Linked DNA regions of Homo sapiens: region 1 is linked to region 2. Evidence: chromatin loops called from intact Hi-C (ENCODE). Cell type or tissue: Caco-2. All regions are shown on one strand.

Region 1 (5,000 bases), 60 kb before region 2:
CCTCTCTTGAATTATTTTGGAGCAAATCAAAAGTATCACTTAATCTGCCAATATTGTAGTGTGTATTTCTAAAAGATAAGGGCATTTTGAAAATGTAATCACAATTTCATCATATACCTAGAAAGTATTAGCAGCGTTTCCAAATATCATCTGATCAGTGTTCCTATTTCCTGTTTCCTTTATTGTCTCATAATCTTTTTTACAGTCAATTTGTTTGACTTAGGACTCAGTAAGGTTCATACATTATATTTGCGATGTGTCTCTTAAATCTCTTTAAATCAATAAATCCCCACCCCCCTCCCCCAGCCTTTTTTCTTTCTTACAAAGGAATAATTCACAGGACTTGGTGATTAATTACATTTGGGGATGATTATATTTCCAAATCTTTGATGTTAAGCACTGAATGACTGGGGAGATGGTTCGATTTCAGAAATTATGGATTCTGAAAGTAACACTGGCTTTGAGAGACCAGTGAAAAAGCAGTGCCTTGCTGGTTTTACATTGACAGTCCAGGTAAGCTGATCAAGGTGTCCTGGCATTTGGAGATTTTCTTTTGAGCTCATATTTCAGTGTACATTGTAGGGAGATAACCCCTGAATTTGGTTATCTTCAAAAACTTCCTTTATGCCTGAATTACTAATTCACTTGATGGGCCTTAACATATGTTCTGTACAGAAGGAAAAGTATGAGCATATTTCCGTTTTGCCTAAAAATAATGATTTGCTTACGTTTTTACTAGTGTTTTATCCTTCTGGCTCATTTTCATCTGGTACTAGATCTAAATTAGTTCAGAGCAGAAAACTCTAGTACTCAAGATACTTTAATGTATTTATAAGACTCAAAGAAAACTCTGGCTGTCCTTATATTAATCTTCCTTTATGTAGTACACGACCCATTCAAATGAAGTATTTTCATACTAGACTTAAGGACTTGCACAGATTTCACTTTTATGTCTCATCTGTGATGGCCGTTCCAGTCTCACAGCATTTCTCTTGAAAGTTTTTCATTATGCCTAAGCTAAATTCTAATTTGCCCTATATTTTAACCTGGGTCTTTGTTTTTTTTCTTTTTTCTTCTTTTCCATTCGTGGAAATGTTGAATATAGTTTCATCATCCTTTTCCTCTTCATGAAGATGTTTTGCTGACACCTTTGTTGACTCTAGTCCAGACTAAATATTTTTTATTCTTTTGTCTCCTTCCTAGGTAGAGCCCTGCTTGGAAGTTCAAGCCAGCCTGTGTATAGTTTTAAGTTAAAGATTTTAAAAATACCCTATGTGCTTTTCAGTCTACCTTAATTATATCCAATCCAAATCCATAAGAATTATAGCTTCAAAATATTTATTTTTTGTTTAATTCCATTTATATGAGAGGTACCCCCATGCCTGCTTGCCTTCTGGTTTACTTTCTTCCTTCATCCAGGAAATGTTTATTCAGATCCTACTGGAAATAACAGCCATGAACAATACAGGCAAGATCCCTGATTTCTTGGAACTTCCATTCTAGTGGTTCACTAACAGTAATCAAGAAGACAGATGTCAGATAGGGATGAGTGCTGTGTGGTAGACATTAATTAACTGAGTGTGGCTACTTTAGATTGTGTAGTCAGAGGGTCCTCTCTGAGGACAAATGTTTAGGCTAAGATTTGAATGTCACAAAGTCAGCCAATGGGAAGTTTTAGGGTCATTTCAGAAAGACACTGAGGAAACAGCTAGTGTAGCACTGCCTAGCCTTTAGTTGCTGCAGTCGTCAGTTTTGACTGGAGTTTATGACCTGGAGAACATTTTCATAAGACCTGTGCTTAGGCCATATCTTCAGAGATTTTAAGTAATTGAACTCTGGGATCAACCATGGGCATCAGATTTGTTTAATGCTCAGAAGATTCTGATATGAAGTCAGACTAGAGAATCACTGTACCAGATTATTTTTTCACAGCTGAGAGCCTCATGAGGAACTAGAAAGATAATTATTCCCCATTTTAAAGTTTGCTGTTTTCTGTTTATTAAATTCAGAATTACTCCTATTGAAGAAGCTCCTATCTTTGCCCTGTCATCTGTGGCCTAGAACATGGAACACTGACCAACTAGAGAATTCCCATTTTTACCCCCACTTGAGACCTTTATCTGTACTGTACTGTCGTTTTTTTTCCCCTTCCCTTTGCCCCTCCCCCAAGCTTGCAAATTCCCCATCTTATCATTTTTCAACTCCAGTAATCTCTACTGGACTCTTAAGACTAGATTTCATCATTCACCCACCTACCCCATAGCAGTTTACATTTCTTCCCAGAACTAGTCTATCTCCTGTGCATACATTCCATGAGAATCTAATTGACATTTAACTTCTTGTGTCCCAGGTGGCAAACAATGTGCCTGCTACATAGTAGGTATTTAATGCTTAATATACATTTGTTGAACTAATGAATGAAAATACTAATGCAGAGAGCTGACGAGTATGTAGGATAGTGAGAAATGCCTTCTTTTTTTTTTTTTAACAAAGATTTGTTGAGCATGAATGGGATGGCTTCCCCTTTACAAATAGGTTATAACTTAGTAACAGATACGCAGTTCTAACAGAATGTGATAGGTATTGTGACTGATTATCTTTGAGTATTGATAAATACTCTGATAGCAAAGGGAGGTGGTGACACAGGAATGTGTAACAGTTTGGAGAAGTTGCTTGACTTCATCTGGTCTCAGTTTTTGCAACTGTAAATGGGAGTAATGTAGAAATTAGACAGGTTGTTATCTGCATTTCAGTATAGACTCTACCTAGTTGGGTAGCATTCATAAAATCATTACCTGAGCTTTTGTTGGGACCTGTCAAGGCTCTCTCTGTTTGTATACTGATAAATGACATCCAAATTTCTAAATGCCTGCTCTTGTTGTTAACCAGACTTCTTAGATTAGTTTAGATGCTGGGGAAAAGGAAAGGCATATATTACTGAATACCAATACTACCTCTCTCTGAAAGTTCCCAGAATTGCGGACACTTGTCTTTTACTTAGAGGCCAATGGCAGAGTATTAGTCCGTTTTCACGCTGCTGATAAAGATATAACTGAGACTGGGAAGAAAAAGAGGTTTAATTGGACTTACAACTCCACATGGCTGGAGAGGCCTCAGAATCATAGTGGGGAGGTAAAAGACACTTCTTACGTGGCGGTGGCAAGAGAAAATGAGGAAGATGCAAAAGCGGAAACCCCTAATAAAACCATCAGATATCGTGAGACATTCACTACCATGATAACATTATGGGGGGAACCACCCCCTTGATTCAGATTATCTCCCACTAGGTCCCTCCCACAACACGTGCAAATTATGGGAGTACAATTCAAGATGAGATTTAGGTGGGGACACAGAGCCTAACCATATCAGACGCTGAGCTCTGTTAGGGGATAGTGCTACAACGTAGGGAACCTTTAAGTAACAAATCTTATATTGTGCCATGGGATGTCTGTCAGCTTTAGCTTTATCTGTTTAGGACAAAAAAAGTCTCTTTGAGCTCAGGTATTTATTCTGAATAAAATGGTTAGTTTGCTCCATTGGAGTGAGGAGAAATTGGTACATTTGTGCTAGGACTCCAACCTGTATGTTATAATTAATGGCAATCTAATACTCAGTGCTAGGCCACAGAGATCAGAAAAGAGTATCCTTTCTATGCTAGCACCATTGTAATATTCCTACTTATCCCACAAACTGAGCTATTGAATTTCAGGAGGACTAGTCAGGGTGTGTGGCGGAAGATCATGTCACTCCTTTAGTCCCTCTTCCAAATATTGCATCAGAAGCTAAGACTGTAATTTCTGTTTACTTAGGGATAAAGCTGGGCAATTCAGAATAATTTATGGTCACTATAGATTATTGCCACTTCATTCCTGTTTTTAAAATAGCAAGTTACTGTGACTGTAGATCTTTAGAGCAACAAGTATCATTATAAAAGATGACTGATTATATACATTTACTGGAATTAGTGGCTGGTTTGGGTTGGTAGAAATTACTTCAAAAGCAGATTGGTCTTTTTTTAAATAAAGTAAAGCTGACATGAAAACTAATGTTGCCATGTGGGAATTTCTTTCTGCCATTTTTTTAGAAAATTTATGTTTTTTCAAATCATGAGTCTTGACAAAAATCAATTGACAAATCAGGAAATTGAGAGAAAGTATTAGAATTGTCCTTCAAGAATTAAAACTAAGCAGTCAGCATGAAATGTTACTAGGTTGAAGGAATCCAATGGATGTCAAGTCAAAAGAAAGGACAGGAGGAAAGCCTGACTTGCGGAGCTGACAGTTAAGGTTGACATTCGCAGGAAGCAGGACACGAGTGCAGAGGAGGGAGCAGTCGTCGTCTAATCAGTCAGTCTTGCTTGTAGCTGTGTTATGGAATGTGTGTGTGTGTTGTCTGTCTGCTGATAATGATGTAAATAACAGTGTAAATATAAATATTAATAAGTTTATATGCAAAATATGAGTTAGTGTTCCAAGAAATAACAAATTTTGGAAGCAAAATAAGTTTATAAATAAACGTATGTGTGTAGTGCTGCTTATTTGCCAAGAAATCCAAATGTTAGGTTATTCGAAACAGTATCTAACAATGTTCACTGGAGTTTTCCAATGTTTTAGTATTCACTATAGGCTAAAGATATTTGTAATACTACTAACCTTAGTATTTCTTATTAAGTAATTTTTAAGATATCCATTATAATGAGTAAGGAGTCTGAAGAATATTGGAAGTATTAAGAATAACTTGTGATTTCAGGAATTATAGTGTTTCATTCCCAAGTCCCCAAAATTAATATGTTTAGAATTTGGAAACATGATCACAACTTAGGAAACTGAGCTACAGTCCAAAGTAGAGAAAGACAATCTGGGACTCAATGTTCCCATTTAAATAAAACTTTAAATTTTTTCCAATATATTACGTTCCCATTATTTCTTCTTGGGAGGGGGAATTCCGAAAATCTGAAGTAAACCTAGTGATTTTGTAAGTATTTGTGAGATAATGATAGA
Region 2 (5,000 bases):
CCTTCAACTAGGTTTTAAGCCCCACATGCATTAGGTATTTGCCCTAATGCTCTCCCTCCCCTTGCCCCCCACTCTCTGACAGGCTTTATGTTCTCATAAAGGGTTTACTATCAGTAGTAATTAAGATTTTAATATTTTGTATATTTTACTGGGGTCAAATTTTGTAGTTTTATTGGTCAACTACATCCAAAGATTATGTCCTCAACTAGATAGTTAACTGAAAACTATCCAAAACTAAACAAAATTCTATTCTGTAGTATTATACAATATTGTTTATCTGTTTTAGCAAACTGCACAACTGTGTACCGTATGTTTAAAATAACTCTTTGCTTTTGTTTTCTTTGCAATGTAACTGTCTGTCTGCCAAGTGTCTGGTTTCTCCACATGTGTCTGCCTTTTGAGAAAGGTGTGACCTTACAGGCTTGTATTTGGACATACTCTAGACTGAAATACCGTGCTTATTCATTTTGTAATATAGTCAAAGATGCATTTGAGTGTGTCAGGGAAATTTCAAATTAATTCATTTCTTTTTTTAATCTTCATTTTTTTGGGGGGGGTCATTTAATTGTAAGTTGCACAGATAATTTCATCAGCACAGATAATTTCTTTGTTGAGCGAACAGCAGAGAAGTTTAAATACAGGAATCTGAGCCTTGATGTCAGGAACTTTGAGTTCTAATTTTACATTTAGATCGAAGTTCCCTTAGTAAAGAACACAGTTTCTGTCTCTTCCAGAGTAAGTTGTGAAGTGTGATGATTGCTTAAGAAAGAATGTAATGAACGTGCTCTGTAAAGCTCTGTAATAATACTAGAGCTGTTTGAACTTCTTCATTGGCATTTTTCTCACCTGCCATCTGTACTGACCTTATAAATCCAGAGCAAATGATTGCTTGTATGAGAGCTTTGATCTTCATTTTAAAGTAATGACATATAATTTCTCAAACCCTCAAATTAAACCAAAAAATTTTTTTCTAGGTTAATGACATTGCTTAATTTTCTGACCTTGACCTGTGCAAACTTTGAAGTTAGAGAGTATTGGGGAGGAGGGGGGATTAGATACCATGATATACTAACTGAATGTAAATAAGTATATTTCAACTCGCTTACCAAATTTGCATAATCATTTAAAATAATGCGTGTTTTTAAAAGTTCATGCAGTCCAGTGATTGTAAATTGAACTGTATTTTAATGTCTCTTTTTAAAAAACATCCTGTTCAAGAATCCATTATTGCGTATCCATTGATAAACCAAAGGCTCTCTTGCAACGAAGCTGATCAACCACTGTGTTATATTGTCATTTTTAAAATTAGGGTTTTGGAATATGTTTTCTTAAAACATTTAAACTGCATTCAAGATGACAAGAAAAAGTGGAAGTACCATTTAGTTCATTTTCACGTTTTGAATTTGCTGGTGTTACTAGAGTTTGCTTTTGGAGCATAGTCTTGACTTTGTAGAAACTACAGCCATTTCATAACTATGTACTTGAAAATATTTTTGAAAACAAATAATGCTTTAAAATTGTGATTTTTCAAGAAGAAGGGAGTATGCAGAGTGGAAAAAGCTGTGCTTTATAGTACTGTTTTGTTTCTAGTCACAATACTTTGTTTTTCAAAATACACTCAAGGAATAATTGGTATTTTAAAAAAATATTTCACAGAAATGTTTGAATTAAAAGGACTGTGCAATACTGCTGTATATAGGACCTTCTGATTCTGTAGTTTTCTGTTACTGTTATATAATAGGTTCAAGACTTTAAAAAAAAAGTCCCTGGATGTAAGAAGAGTTCGTAAAGGTTTGTTTTAAATGCCCAAAAGCTGGAATTTACTTAAAGTCTCAACCTTTAGGGACTTGTGAATAAATCATGTAAGCTGAGCATTGTGAAGACAGGGACTCAGTTTCTGTGTCAAACTCTGTTAGAACTGATAGGAGACACAGGAGAGAGTCCCAAGATGGGCCTGGAACAAAACAATTGTTTTACTGCTGTTACTGTCCAGAGTTTCAATGTATTGATGATAAAATTTTGCCCTATCGACTTGGTTGCTGGTTACCTTGCTTATTGAATGACAAGAAGAGCGTTTTAATATTTTTATGATAGGGTCTCCTACACCTTTTCATTGTTTAAACATTGCTTCAAAGTACACATGAAAAGTGTAGTGTAATGAAATAAAAACGAAAACCAAGAGCATTAGGTCATTTGGGGAGATTTAAATCAGCAGATAACAAATGGATTCCATTATAAGTAAATGTAAACTAACGAAAGCAGGGCAGAAGCTCTGAAGTAATGGTACATTCCTTTGGACTGGTAGCACAAAGAAGGGAGTGGGAGGGTCCAATAAAGATAAAAGCAAAACACCAAAACCTGAGTAGCTATAAGAGGTTTAAAGAAAACATTCCTTCCTCTGAGCAGAACATAGCAAAGCTTATTCTCTTTAGAACTTTTTGTGTAACACCTCAGAGAGAGAAGTTTGCTTTGTAGAAGTGGATTGCATGTTCCAACCTAGTAGTCAAAGAGAATGGAATCAGAAATCTTAGTTGATTATGCACATTGAATTTGGACTATTAACCAACAAGTTTTTTAAATAGCGGCAAAGCAATTTGTAGTTCATGGCTATCTCAAAAGTATCTGTAAATTCTGCTTAAGCGGTTGACTTTGGCTATGATTTACTATCTGGTTTGGGCCCAAATTCTTCTCACCATACAAATCATCAGTTGAGCTTTAGCAGTTACTGAAAGATATGGAGCTTGGGTATGGAGCATGACGTGACTTTGTTTCTGGATTCCTCGCCTCTCTGGAGAAGCAAACACAGACTACTTCAGGCTGTGAGGCGTGAGACAGGGCCTTTCATTCCGAATAAGTCTGGGGTGTTTTTGATGGGCCCCTTGCATTAGCATTGCTTTCTTAAGTTTTTTTGTGGTTAATTAACAAGAGTTTTACGAAGATTTCACATAATACCATTCTTGTTCTAAAAATGGATCAAGACAGCACATTTTAAAGTGATCATGACCTGATTAATTTCAACATTTATAACACATTCAGAAATGAAGAAAAATAATCCAAGAATGATTTAATTTGAGAATTCAGACGTTGAGTAATAAACATGTGGTACTAATTAACAAGAAAGTTGATAAAAGCGGGTAGTTGGCCCTGCAGATGTCTTCTGTAGCTTGTCTCTGAAGAACATGAAATGAAGATCATCGCCACAAACCACAGACATTTATTGGATGCCAGTTTGGCGCTATATCCTTGTCTTTGTATCCCTGATGTCTGGGGAATGTGGTGTCTGGGCAGTGGGGGTATACAAAGTATAAAATTCTGTTCCAGCCCTCAAGGAGTTTACTGTCATGTTGGGAAGGCTGTCCACTTATAAAATGATAAAGAACAACGAGAATATTGTTCTTACAAATGACAGGGATTTTCTGAATTTAAAAGCACCACTTTTAAATGGTTACAGTAAAGAAGAAACTAAAATCACAGTAATGGTTTACAGAAATAAAGTTGCTGAGATGTGAAACTGCATTTTTCTAAGTGTGTTGACCAAAGCGTAAAATGAATGTCACGTGCATTTTCTTTGCTGCTAATTTTTTTCAAGTATTGAGCTGTTTTGCTCATTCCATTTTAGTCTCCACATTTTGAGAGCAGATAGAAATGAATGGAAATGTAAAGTCTTTGCATTTTTTAAAAAGGACCTAAGAGTTACATTTCCTCTAATTTGTTTGCATAAAATAACTTGAAAACATTTACCATAACCATTAGCTCTGTTTATTGGCCTTTGCTCTCCGACCATTGTTTGGGATTAAAAATAAAACTAAAGTGTGTTTCATGTCTGGAGTGTGAACAAGCTTTAGGACCTTAAGATAAACTGAATAATGGCTGGTGATTCTGGGGTTAGAAGATGAATTTCCTTGTAGCCTTTCTTCCTAGATAAGTACTCCCTATGTTCATATTAGGAATGGTTCTATAATCTAAACAAACTGATTGTCATTATTTTGGCATTCAGAAAATCACTATTTAAAGTAGAGAGAGGCCGGGCACGGTGGCTCACACCTGTAATCCCAGCACTTTGGGAGGCCAAGGCGGGTGGATCACGAGGTCAGGAGTTCAAGACCAGCCTGGCCAAGATGGTGAAACCCCGTCTCTACTAAAAATACAAAAATTAGCCAGGCATGGTGGCAGGCGCCTATAATCCCAGCTACTTGGGAGGCTGAGATAGAGAATTGCTTGAAGCCGGGAGGTGGAGTTTGCAGTGAGCGGAGATTGCGCCACTGCACTCCAGCCTGGGTGACAAAGTGGGACTCTGTCTCAAAAAAATAAATAAATAAAGTAGAGAGAGATGGTTGTGTGTAACTTCAGTTACCTCAGCTTTTTGTGGCATTTTTTGAGGGATCTAATTTGGTGGTTTGTTTGTTTCTCCCCCCGCCACCCTCCAAGCCTTGGTTTCGTTCGCTCATGTGAAATGTTTCTTTATTTAGAATTTTTTTTTGCAAGCTTTTACTGGTTAAGTGCTGTTCTTGCTTTAAGGCTTCAGTGTTTTATATGCAAGATGTTTTAGGCATTCATTCATTCATTTAAGATTCTTTTAAAGAATGAATGTGTAAAGTATTATTTTGAAATTGTGAACAATGAAAGGTTCTAATAAGAGTTTTTTTTTTTTTTTTTAGTTAAGGAAATATCTTATAAATCCCCCACTTATCTTGAACAATAAGTAAGAATCAACCACAGTGAGTTATTGTTTTATTAAGTCAGGTCAGACTTATTAAAGTTTGGCTTTATTGATCAAAGAATTAGGTTTATAGCATTGTTTGAATTTTAAACCACAAAGAAGTAATTCGTCTTTAGGCTCAAAAGCAAATAGTTTTAAAGAACATGAGACATAATGAAACCTGAAAATATTTTAAATTTGTACATAAAACGCTATAGTTTTGCTTTTGTTTATAAAAATCAGCAGTATCCTGAAATACTACCTTTGCTAATCTCAGATTATTAGGGACTTTTATGTTAAA

Evidence for each region. A loop is a pair of places that touch in the nucleus more often than their neighbours do. Peaks named below come from ENCODE experiments on the same cell type or tissue, not always from the same donor. Only the 100,000 strongest peaks of a DNase experiment are listed, where the experiment ranks them.
Region 1: a loop joins it to region 2, with 6 times the contacts of the local background. A loop is called at or near these places in 1 of 110 quality-filtered maps.

What each region holds. Positions count from the first base shown.
Region 1 is chr10:121,830,788-121,835,787 of GRCh38, reverse strand. All of the region lies in intron 10 of ATE1 (arginyltransferase 1), which reads left to right. Among named protein-coding and RNA genes, the nearest start is that of ATE1, 95 kb to the left of the region's middle. In Caco-2, no CTCF peak of the experiment used is centred here; a DNase peak (open chromatin) is centred at 2,167.
Region 2 is chr10:121,770,391-121,775,390 of GRCh38, reverse strand. The region is part of intron 11 of ATE1 (arginyltransferase 1); the gene reads left to right. Among named protein-coding and RNA genes, the nearest start is that of ATE1, 160 kb to the left of the region's middle. In Caco-2, no CTCF peak of the experiment used is centred here; DNase peaks (open chromatin) are centred at 2,300 and 2,770.